Linked DNA regions of Homo sapiens: region 1 is linked to region 2. The links are chromatin loops, found by intact Hi-C in ENCODE. Cell type or tissue: ascending aorta. All regions are shown on one strand. Each heading gives the region's core, and the rest is flanking DNA. Links, peaks and the distances in the headings are about the cores only. Region 1 has its middle 360 kb from the start of OSTF1. Region 2 holds the start of LOC105376091 (a long non-coding RNA gene).

What was found. A loop is a pair of places that touch in the nucleus more often than their neighbours do. Peaks named below come from ENCODE experiments on the same cell type or tissue, not always from the same donor. Only the 100,000 strongest peaks of a DNase experiment are listed, where the experiment ranks them.
Region 1: a loop joins it to region 2, with 2.3 times the contacts of the local background. A loop is called at or near these places in 1 of 110 quality-filtered maps.

The regions. Positions count from the first base shown.
Region 1 is chr9:75,447,162-75,457,283 of GRCh38, reverse strand. No RefSeq gene overlaps it. Among named protein-coding and RNA genes, the nearest start is that of OSTF1, 360 kb to the right of the region's middle. In ascending aorta, for the core only: no CTCF peak of the experiment used is centred there; a DNase peak (open chromatin) is centred at 5,633; H3K27ac peaks cover 819 bases.
Region 2 is chr9:75,850,594-75,860,715 of GRCh38, reverse strand. LOC105376091 (a long non-coding RNA gene) reads right to left here and starts at 7,880. Exons shown (of 3, transcript XR_929952.2): 1 at 7,816-7,880; 2 at 3,279-3,342. In ascending aorta, for the core only: a CTCF peak has its summit at 4,996; no DNase peak of the experiment used is centred there.

The DNA of each region.
Region 1 (10,122 bases), core at 2,665-7,664, 400 kb after region 2:
TCTGAAAACTGAATGTGGAACTGGCTCTCTGCTCCAATGTAGCAATGTAAAAACTCATCTATCCTGGGCTGGTGCCCAAATTGTTTGGTACCAAGTGACTCAGACAAAGTGAGCTGGTCCCTTCCTACTATCTCAGTTTTATTCTCTCTTTGAATCAAAGTATAATGAACCATTTTGCAAGTCAAAAGATAGATCAGGCTTTATTTTTTTAAAAAAGGAACTATGCTGCAATTTTATAGTTACAATAACTTTCTCAATATTTTCATTACTTGGACATAACAGAGAAAACAAAAAGGGCAAGTGGATTTTCAGGTCATTAAAGTCAGTCCCAGAGTCTATTGAATCCCCATGAGATGCACATAATTGCCTCTGGTAATATGCACATTGTCATGTTTTGTTGCCAAAACTATTAGTGACTCTTCCCATTTTGTAGCAGTCTCCTACTTGCTACAACACAACTGAGCTTGTTGCAGTCCTGACATTTGCAACAACATTATTAGGTGCTGAATACAAGACAAGCAACAGGGCCTCAAAAGAGTCAGAAAAGCTACATTTATAGGCCAAGTCAAAGAAAGGGGGAAATTCTTTTCCATGAGGCCTGATCTTTAGCTTCCCATCCTTATTACTGCAAAGCCCATGTTTGGTGAGTTGGCTTTACATTATAGCAGCCCCTTTTCACACATACTTACAGACTTACTCCCCTCCCATCACAAAGGGCTTACAAATGTCCAAAAAGGCTCTTCTTTCCAGCAGATGTACTATGAAAAGCCAACAGACATAAAGAACTTCAGGATCACACAGCACATGCATTCATCTCAGACAAGCTGTGGATCAGTGTATTTCATGTTATCAGTGAATCCCACAGGCACTGAACTGAGCAAGCTTCATACCCAGAACCAGGAGGAAAATCTGTCCCAGAAGGCTCTCTGAAGACATATGTTCTCGTCTCACTGGCCATGATTAAGTCACACATGCATGCCTTTCTGCAGGGACGCCTGGAAAAGCAGTGTTGGCCATTTCCAGCCTTTCTATTGGGAAATAAGTACTGGTGTCAAGGAAGGAATGTTGGGGTAGACAACAAATTACTCCTTCTTCATGTTTCTCATTCTCTTTCTCTAAAAAGCAAAAAAAAAAAAAAAAGTTACCTGCCAAAATAAAGCTAATACATTCCTTCCTGCACTGGCTCTGGTTTGCATATTCTCAGATAGTTTCACTTATTGTTCTCTTCTCTCTTCTTTTATGTATTTATTTCACTTCCTGGACACTCTTATCCTTTTCATTTGGGTGGGTGGATGTTATCTAAGATGCTTTGAGGATAACAGATAACAGAAATACCTCTAGACTTGGCAAATGAAGTTCTGGATTCAAGAATCTCTCCTGCACCTGCCCACTATTAGCCATGTGGTCACAGACAAGGCTCTTCTCTGAGCCCCATCTGTAAAGAGGAAGTGAAATTACTCTTCTACTGATTTCTGGAACTAATTGTGGAGGCCAAATGAAGAAAGACGTGTAAAACTCTTTTGTAAATTGTCAAGTGCTATGCATATTAAATGAGCTGCTGACATCCAAGGATCCTTGTTGCACCCAGAAACACCTACACTTCAATTGCCTTTTCTCATTCACTATACTGAGGTCATTTTGCAAAGTTCTTACTGTGAGTCAGAGATTTCTCCACATTGGCTGGAAAGAAGCCAATGCATTCACAAGTAAACAGCATTTGAGCAGCTGCACTTCAGAATCAGGAATGAGGGACATAATGGCCTGTCTCTCCCCTTGACTACATTGCCCTGGCCAGGTCACTAGAGTTAAGCAGTTGGATAGGACTGTCTACAATGGAGTATGCTACAGATTTGGAGAAAAGGCTACAGATGGTCAACTATTTGGACCTGGGCATCTTTTTTTCCAGAGGGTTTCTCCTTCACCCAACCCTTATCCATGGTTCAAGTAGTTCATTCAGGAAACTAAGTGCCCCTCCTAAAGTCCAGGTGCTCTCTATGGCCTCATAACAGGGCCTCCCATGGAACAGAGCTGATCCTAAGCAGAATCATAAATTATATTCAAAAACTTAGATGGTCCCTGTTCTGTGATCATGTGCCTACTATACTCTTGATGTAAGTATACATCTACATCGATATCTCTATATATCTACTATCTACTAAGATGACTAAGACATCGGTCTTGCCCTCTGCACTCAGTGGGAGGAATTAGCCAAGAACACAACTCAACTCTAGCTCAAGGTACAACACAGTAAGTGCCAAGAAACCTCAAAAGTGCTCAGACCTTTTGTATGAAACAAGAGAATGAATCCAGGCAGGAGCATCAAAACAAAAACTTGAAATGACCATAGGAAAATGGTATCATGTTTGCAAGCAAAAATGCTGAATGAAACAGCATGAGCCAAGCTTCAAAGTGGAGAAGCAGTGTCATGTCTGAGGAAAAGGGGTTTGATGTAGAATATATGTACATAGAACAGGGGGACTATGGGGAAGTTGGGGTCACAGGTGAGGGTGCTCGGTATTCGGTTCTTGTTTTCACACACCCACTTTGGCAGAAGAGGGCATTTTCCTCCCTCTCTCTCCTTCCATCCCTGAAGAATATTAATATCTCAGTATTCCCTCCCACAGCCCTTCCCACTCATCAAAAATTGCTATCAGGGATAGACCTAATATAGATGACTTATGATTTGGCAAGAATTGAAGGCAGACTAATACTTCATTTGAAACCATGGCTCAATTAGAGGGTAAAGGCATTGTTTCCTATCAAAAGAATTCTAGGAACCATGATGAAGAGACACCAAATTCCTCAGCAGACTGAGAGCCAGTGGGACTAAAAGTATATCTGAATTTCAGCCCCAGTTTTCTGATTTATTTGTCATGTAGGCAAGTTATCTAACCTCTCTGCACTTCAGTATCCTTGTCTCCACTAAGAAAATCCTATCTGTCATACCACTATCACAGAGCTGTTGTAATAAGGCTCATAAAACAACCCATACAGAGACAAAGCACCCTGGTGATAAGGACGTTCACCCCACCCTGGGGTCTGGCTGCTGGCAGGTGTCCCTGATGACAATCTCACCTAGAGGCTCTGATGGGAAAGTGCAGGGAGCTGGGTAACTGTTGGGACATTGCTCCTGCCTTAGCCCTTCTCCCCATCATGGGTTCCCAAATGCACAGGACTGTGGCCCGGGCTGGCCCAATCTAGGCAGCTGGCAAAATGCACTATTACCCAAAGCACTTCAGGAGGGGTTGCACAGCAATCAGAGCTGCTGATGCACATGGACCTTCTCCTCTCACAGGTGCTGAGTGTGAAAGCATGCTGACCAAGAAGCCATTAAGGAAACCCGAATTTGGATCCTGACCTATTTCCTTGTCCCGGCTTTATCCTTGCTTGCCAATGGTAACTTGGGTAAATGATTCTTGCTCTTCAGACATCGTTACTTCTGCTATACATTGGAGGAAATACCAACTGCCTTGTCTACTTCATAAACCTAAGATGCATTTTGCAAAAGTATGCTGTTATTACTGTTTGTGTTTCTATCTGACAGAAGAGCCTTTTGGTCACTTTTGGACACTCTTGGAGGCATGGGACATCCTTTGAGGCATATCCCAAATGCTGTGTCCTCAATTACAGCTTCCCCAGTTTTCCCGGCACAGTTACTCTCCATCCTGTGCATCTCAAGCTCTTCATTAGCTCCTCTGATATACCTCACCGCATATTCTAATTGCATGTGTGTGTCTCCCCCTCTAAGGTCCTCAAAGCCCAGGAGTCCTACATTGAATACTTGGGGCCTGGCATTGGCCTTGCACATTGTGTTTGCACAAGAAATATTTGAACAAAAGAGTTCTCAGATAGTGGTTTTATTCTGGACTTCCTTTTTGCCTCTAGGCCATCACTGACATGGAAACAGGACACTTTTTAGAAACTTCGTAAAGGCTCAGCCTGGAGCAGCAGAAGTTAAATACAAGAATATCACAATAGGATGGGGACCAACAAGTGCAGTGTGGCCCATTTTACATTCCGTTCTTTGTCCTCAGGGCTCTAAGGCAGATGTGTCCTTACTCTTTTCCCTCTGTCTTAGACACTATGTCCTGAAGATATTTCTAATGGAAACACTGTAATTGGAAATTGGGCCACATGCTTGTATTGAGGGATCCACTGCAGAAGACCTGCCAATAAATTACTCAACAGCACCACACCACTGTCACCCAAGACTCTGTTAAATACACAATATTCTACTCCCAGATGCCAAGAAGCATAAAGAGATACTTTCATTGTAAAGCAGAGGAATGTGAAACAGCTAAACCAAAAATTTTGCTAAAGTTGTTAAGATTTTCCCCCCTTAGTGTGATCTCAAGATGAAATGCAATTCAGCAGTTAAAAACAGAACAATTTAAGAGTGTTCTGTTCCAAAGCATGAAACATGCAAAAATGTAGTCTGAAGATTGTCGAGCTGGGCTGGCAATCAGATTCATCAGCCATTTTTGGGTACTGCTTTCTAAAAGGAAGTATTAGTGGAATCCAGCTGAGCCAGGCAAAGTCTCAATAATATTAACATCACTTGCTCCATTGCTCTTGGTAGTAAGAGGAACATCCCATAATGGCTTGTAATCATATTGCACAATGCTGTGTCTAAAGACATGGTTTATTAAGGAGGAGATGGTCACTGATGTGTTTCTCTATGTGATAAAACACTTCTTGCTAAAAGCAACCAGGGCAAATGGAATATTACAAATGATTCTGAATGCTACGGAGAGTTAAAACAAATTAGATGTCTGTGCCTCCAGTTGGGTTGCCATTCTTTGTAATAAAATTGTCTCCTGAGAGGAATGCATGTTGTTTGCGATTTGGAAGACATCTTTGTAAGCTTCTGCCCAACACATCAGAATTCTTTTTATCACGTTCAATTGCTATATTTCAAGAAATAATTTACAGCACCACTGCAGACAGTCGAGGCTTTCACTATTGCATACTTTTCCTAAGCTAACTTTTTTATGTATGTTATTTTATTTAATCTCATAACAACCTGTTATCTGATATGATTATTAAGTACATTTTATTAATTAGTAAAACTGGGGCTTAAAGAGGTTATGTAACTGCTTCAATGTCACACAACTAGTAAATAGCAAAACTGGCTTTCTAACTCCAGTCCTACTAATTCCACAGCCCACAATTCCCATTTTATGGATGAAGACACCAGGGATGAGAGAGGTTAATAACTAAACCACATCTGGTTACACTGCAGAGCTGGAATGCAAAACAAAGTGTGTCCACCTCCAAGCCACGCTCTTTTCCCATTATATGACCGTGTTGTCTCTTGCATTTATCTGTGTTTCTTAAAATCCTCTCAGTAGGTAGATGGGGATAGATACCTCTCAGCTTTCCCCCAAGCTCCTGCCTCCTCAGGTATTTAGTGCCCTGTAAGCAGGTCAGCAGAATCCTGACTACTGAGAGAAGAGAGGCTCTGTCATTCTCATGGGGCCACCCAGTTGCACCTGTGCTGAGGTCAAAGACATTGCTGCCTCCACATATCAGAGAGGCAGCTGGAGTGAGTCTGGACATTTACAAAGGCACAGGAATCTTGCCAAAGACATCAATGTTCCTAAAACTGTGACTCAGTCTTTACAGAGCTCTTGAGTGTCTCCAATGTATTTAATAAGTAGTTTTGGCAGCTTACTCTGCACTGGCCCTGAGGCAAGCTGTAGGGACATAAAAATGACAGATATGGGTCCTGCCCTCAAGTATAAAAATAATAGCTCACAATTGTCAGCATTTAGTATATGCCAGAGATCCTCTCTTGCTTCACATACTTTAACTCAGTTAATCTTCACATATCCCATGATTGGTATACCTAAAGCTCCCGTTTTACAGACGAGGGCATTGGGGCACAGAAAACTTAAATATAACTTTCCCATTGTCTAGTGGGACACAGACAAGTAAACAAACCTTGCCAATGCAACGGGTTAATCCCTGGGCCTGAGGGAACACAGGATGATGTGGGGCTCAGAGCAGGGATCTTAGCCCAGCCTTGGGGGTTAGAAAAGGCTTCTCAGTGACCACAGAATGCATTGAAATTAGCCAACGAGGAGGTGAGGCACCAGTGAGGCATAAGTGCTTGATACAGCAGGGATAGTGAGGCAACTTCAGGTCCTAGAAAAGTTCAGTGTGCCTGAAGCAAAGAGAGAACAAAAAATGAAGCCAGAGTGATACATCTGGTGGGCATTTTTTTTTTCATATGGCTCATTGCCAGAGCCTAAAATCCTCTTCAAATGATCAGAACTGGAGACTCTTCAAAGTCAGAAACATGATCTAGACTGTAGCAAATCAAAAGTCGGGAAGCATGATTAATGTCATATTGCTTTGCAATACTGCTTTTTCAAGGATCTTTTTCCCCTTCAATTCAGGTTAATTCTGGGGTGTCTTGTTTTACCTCCTGGGGTGTCTTGTTTTACCTCCTGCTGTGATGAGAGGTATTTGGGAAAGGAATATTCTTGCCTCCCAGAACGTTTTCAGCAAACTTTTCACAAAATTGCAGGCCCACCGGCCTCATTTGGAGCAGGCACACCTAGAGGGCTACACACCTCTGTGCACTCTCTATCCCTCTGCAGCCCCACCTCTAACAACAGGAAGCCCGAAAAGGTGTCGACTCACTATTGATTCCTGACGCAATGAGTCCCCTAGCTCTCTCCTTCCAAAAAAGAGGCACAATAAAATCCTACTGCAAGATCATATCTATTTCGTACCTAAGAACATGGAGTAATTCACAAAAGCATAATCACTAAAAGTCAAGAGTAGAAAATGTCACTTCCTGATCTTTGTAATCCAGGTACTGCAAGGCATTTGAAAACTACTACCGGGTGGTACTAATCACATGAAAATCCATATAGCATAAGAGATTAAACCATCCTCCCACACTTGATTGTATCCTTGATCCCATCCCTCCCACGTACTTATGTCCCCAGCTTGGGACAGTTCTTGATTATTTTTGAGGAAGTCTAGATAGATGTCTATCACTTCCCTACATATGTGCTCAGTTGTTACAATAGGTTATGCTCTGGTGTTTGACCCCAAATGAGGACTAAAGCATGATGGAATAAGAAAGATGACGGCTACGTAGAGGCCCCCAAGGCATATCTCAAACCCAGCACCTCTGGTCACCTCATTCTAAGAATGCACTCTTTCCTCTTCTTCCAAATTTGAAGCTCATCGCAGGTGGGCGTGACTGGCTGTATGCCAGAGAATAAATGAAGGAAGATAGTAGATACTAAAAACCAGGTGTTTTCACAAATTGAACTTTAAAGATCCTTGTATTGGGTAAGTCCAAAATGTAAATGGAGGCTGAATTAGGGTTAAAAAATATTTTTAAGTTCCTGTTCATTTCTTTGATTCCTCAAGGCGATAATTCAGTACAATCAAGTCATTAAGTCAGGTAGGTTTCAGAGTACACACTTGAGGGACCTCCCTCCCCCTTCTGTCTTGTACTGTCTCTCTCTCTCTCTCTCTCTGCTTCCCTCCCTCTTTCCCCTCCACTCTTCTCGTATTTATCAGGTATTATTTGAGCACCCACCTTGCACCAGTCAATATCCTAGGAGCTCCAAGGTAAGCATGGCCCTGCCTTCTGCCATTCAGAGGACCTTGATCATCTCATATTGATCTGCTTTTTAAAATTTATTTTCATTTTTATTTAATTTCAGAGACAGGGTCTCACTCTGCCATCCACTGGAGTACAGTACTGAAATCATCACTCACTGCAGCTTTAAAATCCTGAGCTCAAGTGATCTTCCTGCCTCAGCCTTCTGAGTAGCTGGAGCCACAAGCACACGCCACCACACCCAGCTAATCTTTTTTATTTTTTGTAGAGACAGGTCTTGCTATGTTGCCCAAGCTGGTCTCAAACTCCTGACCTCAAGCTATCCTCTGGCCTCAGCCTCCCCAAGTGCTAGGATTACAGATGCAAGCCACAGTCCCTGATCATCCATCTGCTTTTGAGGCAGGTACAAAAACCAGCCACAGAGATAACACATGCAGAAGTCCCAGACACCTCCGGTAGGCCTTTTTCCTCTTCCATCTATTCATGTCCTAGAAATGGATGTTAGAAGGTAGAAAGTTTAGAGGGAAAACAATTAAGAAGTTTGCTGAGTCAGAGATTTTTCAGGTGGCTATTAACCTTCACTCCCAAGTGATTGCTCCATCCTCCCCTGTCCCCGGCTCCCACCACCCCAGTTCCTTGCATTTGGATTTTCTCATCTCCAAACTTATTGAAAGTTGTTTCTTTAAACTTTTTAAAATAAGATTTGAAAACAGTTGGCTTAAAAGTCTCCTTTGTGATTGAATAGTGCCTATGACTACGATCTCCTAAGGATGTTACTTCAAAATGTTCTAAGAATATCCTAGTGGGACCAGTTCCTTGAAAATAACAGCCTTTGCAAAACATAATACATGATAATGCTGTATCATTTTCTAAGCACATAAGCAAGATCTTGGAGGTCTGCAACTCCTCAGTGCCTCTAATCTCTATCTTTTCCTACCTGGTGGGTATTTCTGATAAAAAGGCAGTGCTTCCTCAAGCCTAAGAGTTTTTTCACCACAAAGACAACCTCAGCTGCAATTCATACCTCTGCTTTTAAGAACACTTCAAAAATGGCTGAGGCAGACAGAGTTCTTCAGAATCCAGGCCCCACTGAATCTTGGAGGTGGTGAGAGGGAAAGGGATTCCTTTCTCCCTTCATAACCTCAAGACAACTGAACACTGCCAATGGAATTCTTGCTAGCTATCCCCAGAGTTTGACCTCAGGCTGTTACAGAAACAATGTTTTCCATGCGGAGCTCTTGGTTAAGAAATTTCCTCTCACCCTGAGAGTCCAACAAAGCAGTGGTTTATACACCCTCAGCCTCAGTGCAAATAGTCTAGGCTGGGCCATCCAAGCTGGCAAGAACTGTGATTTCCTGGTAGCTCTGCATGTGTGCGCTCAGTTGTCATTTTATAGCTGGGGGATTTTTTTTGTTGTTGTTAAATAAAAAAGTGTGCTTGGGTGAGAAGACAGTCAAAATTCTTTTTGGAGCATGCAGACAAGTAGTAGGGAAGGGATATCTCCCAGGCAGAGAGGGAAGATGCCTGTGAGGGAGTTCTCTTTGTAAGAGGAAGGAGGAAGACTTGCCTGCTTTTCAATAAGGAACTTCAAAGTAGGCCCCTGGTTATTTTCTTGTTTACTCCCCACTCTGTGTCATTTTCTCCTGATAAGCTGAATTGTTGACTGAAAATGACTGCTTCATCCCTAAAAAAGAATCAAGGGAGTTATCTAATGCTGGGCTGTTTTCAGTAGCAGCAGAGAAGAGAAGGAGGGAGGATGGGAAGGAGGGAGAGGAAAGAAAAAGAAAAATCATATTACAAGTACCTGGATATGGACGTATAGCTATAAATAAAATCTTCTTGTTCTGTTCCTGACATCATTTACTAAATCTGTATTCACAGAAGAGCCATGTATTAAATTATAAAAGAGGGCATCCATCTACTCATGAGGATTTTCATTAAGAAGCATTCTGTAGCCACACAATGCACTATCATGATGAATCCATGGTAAATAAATAACATGTACATTTCCAGAAGTAATCACTGTGTCTCTTCCTTCCTTTCTGGTTTAGTATGCAGTGAAATTGGGCATCTGTCATATTCTTCCATGTACATTGACAGCTACAACTCAGACAGGTTTCTTTACCTTCTCTTTAAACACAGTTACCTTTCTTTTGAACTATGTAGCCATTCCATTACCACTTCAGGCCTGCTTTCACAGGATGCCAGTGGTGCTAAGCCTTCAGTGCTGACCTGCTGAGTTGCAAAGCCATGCTGCAGTGTGAAGCCCTCAGTGTTAGCATCTATCGCTCCTCAGGTGTCTATTATGATACCAGTGGGATAATCCAATACAGCTAGGCCATCCTGGCAGTTCCCCAGCCTCCAACCCTTATGGCTTTGCACTTGCTTAGGGCCCACATTATTATTATTATTATTATTATTATTATTATTATTATTATTTTGAGATGGAGTTTTGCCCTTGTTGCCCAGGTTGGAAGTGCAATGGCACGATCTCCACTCACTGCAACCTCTGCCTCCCGGATTCAAGCAATTCT
Region 2 (10,122 bases), core at 3,003-8,002:
GAAAAGAGGAGGGGAAAAAACCTCTTGGCAACATATATGGAACATTAATTCACTCTCTTGCCACTCACAGGGTGCCTGGTGATATGGCAGCAAAATCAAGAGCTCGCTTTCCTGGAGCTTAATTTCTGAGGATGTAAGGAGTTGAAGAGACATAAACCTTGCCAGAGGGTGCTAAGCACTATGGGGGTAGTCACCATCATTATCATCATCCCTGTGTTTGCACCACAGCTACAGCTTCCAAAGCACTTTCCCACTCATTATTTCATTTGTTCTTCACATAATAGGGAGGACAGACATTTTGTAGACAGGAAAATGGAATCTCAGAGAGGTCAAGCTCAGGACGCAACCTTATGCACGCAAGCAGTTTGGTGGGTAAGGACAAGGTTTGGGCATCAGAAACACTAGTGCCCCAAGAAAGATCTGATAAGAAATGAAGAAGTCATTATTGCTCATGCATTGACAAGTTGATTGTATTTCAAGTGGAGTCCAGGCCACAGTCGAGCAATTATTTACACTTTTCCACGTACCTCAAATTGATAAGAAGGAAAATGTTCACATGGAAGGAGTTTCAGGAATGAGCAGCAGGTAAGAAGAGGATTTTTTTGGGGTGGAAAGATATTAAACTCAAACTCAATCTCTCCTTGGGAGCCTGGAGGGACACCTCCAAGAAAATCCTCTGAGGTAGGGTAGAGCCAAAGAGTTCCAGAGGTGATCTTCTGACTCTATATCCTCAAACTCCCTCACTACCCTGGGAAACCCCCTGAAGAGAGCTGCTGTTTTGTTCCCTGAAACTTCTGGGTTTGGAAGAGCCTGTATTCCTTCAACACAGCTTCTTCATCTCCTAATTTCTAGTGCCTGAAAGGGTATGCAATCAATGAATATTCATGGACCAGTTAGACAAGAAAATGATTTTAATAATATAAAAATTATTTTACATGAAAATCCATCCCTGTGCTGCCTATATTATTTCTGTATTTATTTGCAAAATTTCTGTCAATAAGAAGGTTTCACTAGAACACATTCTCTGTTAATAGAAAGGTTTTCCTTTAGTTTTGGAAAACAAATAGAGCTTGGTGATGGCAGGAAACCTCTTGCTACTGAATTATGTGTGCCCAGCTGTTCGTTAAGGTAGATAATGCCACTCTTTTAACATGCTGGTGTTGGAGCTTTGCAGACCCATCTTAGTTGGCTTAAAGGTAGAACAAATAGCTATTGAAATTAAAGGTGACAACTTGTGACCCCAAGACCTGTCTGAAGTCCAGAACCAGATATATTATGACAGTGGTATATTTTATTTCCTTAAAATTTAACAAATACATTTCACTTTAATTCAGGTAATACTTTTTGAGTCCCTCTATATGCCAGGCTTGTTGAAAGAGTTGAATTTGTTTGGAAGTGTAATGTAGGAAACTTACATGAGGGCCATTTGCAGGATAGGAGAACAAATGAAGACCCTGACATTTAGACTACCTTTATCCTTCTTTGGATCACTCCATATTAGAAAAGTGACTCTCTGGATAGGTATTATCACTAATTTGCATGTATAAAAATAGTTTATGTTTACTGTTGCCTATGTTTTGTGCTGATTTAGTTAATAAAGAAACACAGAAAGGAAACTAAGTTGTCAATAAAATTCCAGCAAGGAGAAGTAAGGGCAATATCAGGTTAGCTGTTGTCTCTTTAATACATAGTAGTGTCAAGGGAGAAGAAAAAAATCCCTTGTGACACATATCTATACTCATTTTTGTTGTTGCGAATATGATTGTAATTAGGGCTACTTGTCTGTCTTTCCTGACATCTCTTGGGGAGATGACAGTGTGTTTTGCATAATGTTACAGTAGGTGAAACCATGGTTTAGCAAAATGATTTTCTCAGGGCATTGAGGCCCATGATTGAATGAATGGGTAGTGGGGTTGTTGACTTTCTAAAATTGACCCTTCCCTTCCGGCTGGCATGTTTCAGAGTGGTTGTTATCTGGGAGTGACCTATTCATGTATGAAAGGGTGAGGTCATTGGGAAGCCCCCACCCTTCCTATACTTACAATGCTGAGACCTTTTATACCAACGTCAGATGCCAAAACCCAGCCAGGGGTGGAGTCCACCAGCCACACTTGAACCAAGAGGTTAGCCTTCTTAAGAAAGTTGATTTCCATGATCAGAAAGACAGCATGTGGGAGACTAGCTTGGATAAGAAAAATTACAAATGTAAAGAATTTTTGAATAAATGAGAAAGTGAGGGGTCATCCAAATCAACCCAATTGTGTAGCCATGGAATAAAGTTTAAAAGGTTTGTGACCTTTTTTTTTCTATTTTAACCAATATCCAACAATGGGGAAAATAAGATTGTTTTAAAGAAGCTAAAGATTAAATGCAATAATCATGAGCTTTTCATGATACAGCAATTTCCCATTTTGGCTCACAAACTTATATAATACAAGCAAGTTTTTCCCCACTTCTAATCTCCAAATTCTTCTCTTTATGTCCCCAGAAAAAGGAAAAAAAAAAAGAAATTTGAGGGTATTTTTTCTCCTGCTTCTATTTAGCATTAGTAGTCCCTGATGCATCCTCAATACATATGTCTGGCACAAAGCAAGTGATCAATACATGTTTCTGAATGAATGAATGAATGACTTAAAAGTTGACTCCTTTGTGCTAGGCATTTGAGGGCCATCAAGATGAATTCACCAGAGTTCTTGTTTCCATTGAAGTTACAGGTTGATAGAGGAAATAATATACCGGGAGATTAGTTGCATGCAAAGTAGAAAGTGCTATAATAACTTAGCCTTATGCTTATTTGAACATCTATTATGTGTTATGTGCTTTACATATAATTTGTTTATTACTAAAACCTCCCTGAAATGGCAGGAATTATCATCTTCATTTTTATAGTGACAAAACTGAGGGCTGTATAGGTCAAGTACTTTCCCTAAAGTCACAGAGCTGGACAGAAGTAAAAACAGAATTTGAATTAGATCTGTTATTTGCCAAGGATACTAAGTCACCTTTCATAAACTTCTCTGGAATAAAAAAAAATAATGATATTAACAGCTAATGCTTATAGCACTTATAGTTTACATATATCAACCCATTTAACCTGCGCAACAACCCAAATTGATAGATACTATTACTATCATCCTTATTTTACAGATAGGAGCAAAAACTAACCAGAGTATATTCATGAAGCACAAGCATTTGAAGTAAATTTTAAAATATAAGTAGGATCTGGGTATTTAGGAGTAAAATAAGCGTCAAAAATGGCGAAAAGCTTGAGATTTTACCTATCTGGAAGCTAACAAGTTAGCCTGCTCCTTTCATGTGATGTTGTAAGAAGACATGAGGCTCCTGGAAAGAAAGAATAGTTTATTATTCACTGCAAAAGCAGTAGTTAGAGTATCAGCATTTTAAAATATTCATTCTCTGAGTTCTAATTCCCACAGGGAAATGTAAACAGGGCCAGATAATACCTGCACATGCAGGGGGTTTTGTTAGAGGAGAGAAACCTTGAGTTTAGGGAAACTAAATCTTTTACAAGGGGCAGTAGATGCCTTTGCTCTTGAGGAAGACACAATCTCTATCTTCCAAGGCTTGCTATACAAATATCTTTGAAAAACAGTCTAGATTTAGAATAAAGACCAGTCTGTCACAAATGCTGTTCACAAAACATGTGGAAACATGAGAAACCCATGGAGAAATGTGTCCCAACCATAGGTTAGGGAAAAATAATTCCCAGGAGAAAGGCCAAGATGACCAAAGAGCAGAAAGAGGAATGTATGGGCAAGTGGTAGGCAGTTAAGTGCCTTGAAGGATGGGGTCAAGAAAAAAGTGGTCAGAAATATAATTGGAGGCCAAAGAAGATCTTTAAAACTTGGGAGAAAGAATCTTAAACCTTTTTTTCTTCTGCACTCGTCTTACTACTAATGATGCCAACAAATTCACCCTTTTATTGGTAGATCTGGGCTCTGATTCACTGAGCAGGAAATCCTTCCAAAGATATCTCTCTTTTAAGGCAAAACTTACTTCCTCCTGTGAGACAGGAGACAGTTTTGTAGGATTTGAGATTGTCCTCCCCTAGTAAAAGTCATGTCCACCTTCCATTGGACGAAAGTGTGGTTGTGAAAAATTGAAACGAGTCTTAGTGGATTATAAACCCATGTACACTTGCTTCTCTTCCTGGGTAATGGCAGTGGGAGACACAATTCAGTCTATAGCATTAGAATTTAATCCTCAATCAATTCCAAAAGGTCTTGATATCCTTATACAGATGAGGAAACTGGCTTAGAGAGGTTCAGTGAGCTGTGCAAAGTCATAAAGTAAAACAGCCGGAGATTGAAACCAATTTCTGGCTTCAAAGCCTGATTTATTTTCAACATCACAGGCTGCCTGGCAGTGGCCATTTGGTAAGACCTCCTGCATATTGAGCACTTACTGAGTGTTAACAACTTTGTCAAGGACTTTACAACATTATTTTTTTAACCCCTCAACAATGAAGAGAAGTATTTTACACTCATTTCACAGGTGAGAAGATGTGACACAGAGAAGTTAAATGACTTACTAAAGAGCACAGTTAGGAACTAGAATGATCAAAAATTCAAATCCAGATTAATCTTATTTCAATGCCAGTATTTTTGTTCTGTTTCTCTACAGTGCATTCTTGGGATTGGTCAATTACTTACTAATCAATAATTTAATAGGAATGCATTATTAACCGGAGTGTTCAGACTTTCTGAAACCATGAAAATTTCCTAAGATGGGAAAAACATCCACAGAAGATTGATCAAACTGTAAAGTTTTAATATATATAAAGGTAAATGACATCAAAATCAAGTTTATGTTGGTTTGTGTCTGAAATTTCATATTAAAGGGAAGCCATTATGAATTGTAATCATATGGAAGAAATATTACATTTCTGTTGGGCCCTGCGGGTAGGAGAGTTTCAGTGAAATGTCTTTTGTTTCAAAGTTGTAGCTGGTCTAGCTAAAGTTATGTTTTCCACCCAAAGGTGGCAGCACACGTATTATTGGTTTTTGGTGCGCTTTTGATTACATTTAACGTAATGGAGTCTTTGAGAGCTTCAAGGCACCTTAAACATCATCTAGAACAGCCATGTCATTTTGAATCTGGGGAAACTGAGGCTGAGAAAGATTCTGTGACCGGCCCAGTATCTTACACCTTTTTAGAGCCACAGCCCAAGCAGAATCTAAGTTACCTGACTCAGATCTATGTTCACTAAAGTGAGCTCTTATCGACTTTCTAACAAATTCACAGCTGAGAGGTGAAGATGAGAGGGTAAACTCCATTTATGGAGGAAACAAAGAAAGGAAGAAGAAGGAGAAAAGAAAAAGAAAGACAGGCATTGGACTCAGGAAAAAAATACTTGATGTAAATATAAAGTCTTGAAGCATGCTATGACTTCATAAAAACTTCAAAAGCCCAACTGCAGTTGCAAAATAAATGGTGTGTTCTAGGGAGCAGTCTGGAATCCCACGCTGTATACAACATCCAGTCTACTGGGGCCAGATATACCAAGTCAGCAGCATCTGGGACCTTGTTAGAAATGTTAAGATTTCAGCCCTCTTTTCTCCAGAATTGCAGAATCAGAATCTGCATTTTATAAGATTCCAGGGAGATTGATTCATTGGCACATTAAGATTGGAGAAACACTGGTCTAGAGTCTAGGTTCTAGACTACAGCATGGTTCTTAAAAGGGTGGTCGCTGAACTAGCAGCCTCAGAATCTCCTGGGAACTTGTTAGAAATGCAAATTATCAAGCCCCAGTGCTGGCCAACTCTGGGTGAGGCCCAGCAATCTGTTACAGGTGATTCCTGTAATTCCTCCAAGTGATTCTGCTGCACTATAAAGCTAAAGTTGGAGAAGCACTACTCTGAACTTTGCTGACTAGTTTTTGCCCCAAGAAGGCTGCATCTCTGCTAAACTCTGCTAAACTTTCTCTGAATTGTTGTCTACCTCAGATGTCATCTCCCTCTTCCTTCCTTCTGCATGACTGAATGGTTTACAGCAGACCTGCTCAAATGTCTTGGCTTCTATTTGCTAATTATATATAATATATTTGATAAGCAACCAGTTTCTTGCTAAGGCACTACTAGGAGCCATTGGCTAGTTAGGGAGATGCCAGTGCCTGAAATGGGATCACTCACACTTTCAGAATTTACCAACGAGGAGGTTGTGATGAGATTTCTCATCAGTTTGTTCCGGCTACAGTCCTATTTTCATAGACAGAGATGGATGCATGGGCCTGTTTGTGTACACTTCAGGAGCCTGTGAGTTGACCAAAAGTCATAAGCCTTCTCTAATACGATATTTAACTTGGGTGCATTTACAGAAGCATTTGAAAGAATATACTAACAGCTACTCTCCAATAGGAGAATACTGAGATGGAGAGCTTCCTCAAGGCAACCGGACCCTCACAACTTTATCCATTCTGCAGATATATTTTGGAGCACAGACAGAACTATCCCAGAAAATGGGGCCCAAAACAATTTAAATGGAATAAATTCTACCTATATAATAAGACCACAAGGCCTTTAGCATGGAAATTTTTATGAAGCAGAACTCTCCAAAGCCCAGCACTGGAGACCTTCATGTACTAACCAGCTTAATGGTAAAGAAGAAATAAGGGGGTAAGGCAGAGTGGGTTTTTGTTTGCTTTTTATGTTGTTATTGTTCAATAACTAGGTGTTATGAAAAGACTCAAACAGATGTTAAATTTTTTTAAAAAAGTATTTTGTCTCCCAGAACATGTCACTTAATTTTTTTATTCCTTCATTTGTGAAATGAAGCTATAATTGCCCTGCCTACATCATCCAGATGTGATAGAATCAAGTGTAAAATAATTTTGTAAATATGCTTTTACATATATGTGTAAAATATACCAAGAAAGGTTACCTTTATTATAAAATTATCACCAAATATTATTACTTTCTCTACCTGGAAATTTTCAGAGCTTCTTTTTCTTTTTCTCTTCACAACTAAGAAGCGCAGTGGTTTGCAGTGTAAACTAGAGCAGGCATCAGCGAGCTTTTCGGTAAAGTGGCAGATATTAAACATTTTTGGCTTTGCAGGCCATACAGTTGCAACTATTCAACTCTGTTATTGTAGCCAGAAAGCAACTATGGGCACTACGTACACAAATAGACGTGGTTATGTTTCGGTAAAACTTTATTTATAAAAACTGGTAGCAGGCAGAATTTGACCCTATAGTTTGCCCACTCCTGACCTAGAGTATTGGCTTTAGTTTGCATCTATTTAAGGAGCCTCTGCAGTACTTGGAAGTCCAGAAACAAATGAGAGAAAAAGTAGAGATACTTCTTTTTTTCTTTTCTTTTCTTTCTTTTTTTTTTTTTTTTTTTTTTTTTTTGAGACAGAGTCTCATTCTGTCACCCAGGCTGGAGTGCAATGGTGGGATCTTGGCTCACTGCAACCTCCACTCCGCCGGGTTCCAGCAATTCTCCTGCCTCAGCCTTCTGAGTAGCTGGGATTACAGACACCCACCACCACATCCAGCTAATTTTTGTATTTTTAGTAGAGACGGGGTTTCACTATGTTGGCCAGGCTGGTCTTGAACTCCTGACCTCAAACGATCTCCCACCCTTGCCTCCCAAAGTGCTGGGATTGCAGGCATGAGCCACTGTGCCTGGTGAGATATTTCTTAATGTGGTATTTAGGAAGAGGGAAGGAAAGTTTTTAGCATAGACGCTCTTGAGAATTCTATTCAAATTAGCAATTTGTTGCAGTATCTACTGTGAGTCAAGCACTGGGCTGGACTGTGGGGATATAATGTTGAGTAACAGCCCTTACCTCTCAGGACGTTTGCAGTCTAGATGATAGTTGAGACACCACTGCTGGGAATACTTGTATTGGACTGAGAAAGGACATAGTTTTAGACAATAAGCTGCAACGACAGAATATAGTCATGCACTGCATAACAACTTTTCAGTTAATGATAACATATATGACAGTGGCCATATATATGGTCCATTATAATAGACTATAAAAGATTATAATAGAACTGAAACATTCCTGTCGCCTAGTGATGTTCTAGCTGTCCTAATAACATAGCACAATGCATTACTCAGGTGTTTGTAGTGAGGCTGGTATAAACAAACCTATTGCATTGCCAATGGTATAAAAGTCTAACAGATACAATTAGGTACAGTACATAATACTTGATAATTATAATAAATGACTATTTTGTTTATGTATTTACTATACTATACTTTTAATCATTATTTTAGAGTGTACTGCCTCTGCTTATTAAAAAAGTATGAGAAACAAACTTACCCATTCAAACCCAAAGAATGGACTTAGAGACCCGGAGAACAGCGAAAGTGAGACTTTTAATGACAGTCTTGCAAGATCCGTGTTTGATGGACAGGCACACCCAGTACAGTTTTAACAAGCAGTTTATCCCCTAGTGCGCAAGTCCCTCCCCCAGTTCCTTAGAGGCTGAGTGCTATGGGGTCACAATCTTCCTGGACGTTGCCTATTGATTGTTGGGTAGGGGCTTTAGGTGTTTTCTTTAGGGTTGTCTTGCCGCATTTTGTTGCAGCCCACAATGCATTACAATCCTAGTTAGCTCAGGGGCTCTTTAAATATTTGACTTATGACCTAAGTAGCTGGGCAGGCTGATAAGAATAGATAAAGCGAGCTATTTTGCAGGCTAGAAAGCTTTCATTTTAGACTAAACTTTTTTGGTTCTGGTGAGGGCAACTAAGCGTTGGGGGGAAGAAAGGGGAGGGGGAGGCCGACAAGCAGGCATTGGCTAGCCAAGCAGTGGCCTAGTATATCTTGTTTCTTCTGTAGTTTGCTAACCTAAGTCAATTCAAGGCACTTTGTCTTGAAAATGGACCACTGTATACATTATTTCCTTCAAAAAGTTTACTGTAAAACAGCCTTAGGCAGGTCCTTTGGGAGGTTTCTAGAAGAAGGCATTGTTATCATAGGAGATGACAGATCCATGTGTACTATTGCCCCTGAAGGCCTTCCACTGGGACAAGATGTGGAGGTGCAAGACAATGATATTGATGTTCCAGGCCTAGGCTAATATGTGTGTTTGTGTCTTCATCTTTAACAGAAAACTTTCAAAAGTTAAAAAAATAAAAAAATTAAAAGAGAAAAGAGTTATAGAATAAGAATATAAAAAAGAAAATATTTTTTCTATGCCTGTATAATGTGTTTGTGTTTTAAACTGTTATTACAAAAGACTCAACAAATTAAAAAAAATTAAAAGTTTATTAAGTAAAAACCTTACAGTAAGATAAGGTTAATTTACTGTTGAAGAAATAAAAAAAATTTAAGTAAATATAGTGTAGCCTAAATGTACAGTGTTTATAAAGTCTGCAGTAGTGTACAGTAATGTCCTAGGCCTTTGCTTTCACTACTCACTCACTGATACTCCCAGAGCAACTTCCAGTCCTGTATGCTTCATTCATGGTAAGTGCTTGTATTACTCTGGTCTCACACTGCTAATAAACACATGCTTGGGACTGGGTACTTTAGAAAGGAAAGAGGTTTAATGGACTCACAGTTCCACATGGCTGGGGAGGCCTCAAAATCATGGCGGAAGGCAAAGGAGGAGCAAAGTCACATCTTATATGGTGACAGGCAAGAGAGCATGTGCAGGGAACTCCCTTTTATAAAACCATCAGATCTCATGAGACTTATTCACTATCACGAGAACAGCAGCGGAAAAACCCGCCCCCATGATTCAGTTACCTCTCACCAGGTCCCTCCCATGACACGTGGGGATTATTACAATTCAAGGTGAGATTCGAGTGGGGACACAAGGCCAAACCATATCAGTGCTCTCTATAGGTATACCATTCTTAATCTTTTAAATACTATTTTTTACTGTACCTTTTCCATATTAAGTATATTTAGATGCACAAATACTTAACGTGTTACAACTGCCTACAGTATTCATTACAGTCACATGCTGTTAAGGTTTGCAGCCTGGGAGCAATAGGCTACTCCTTGTAGCCTAGGTATGTAAGTAGGCTAGAAAATCTAGTTTTGTGTGAGTACACTCTATGATGTTGGCATAACAACAAAATCACCTCATGATGCATTTCTCGGAGCTTATCTGCTTGTTAAGTGACACATGAC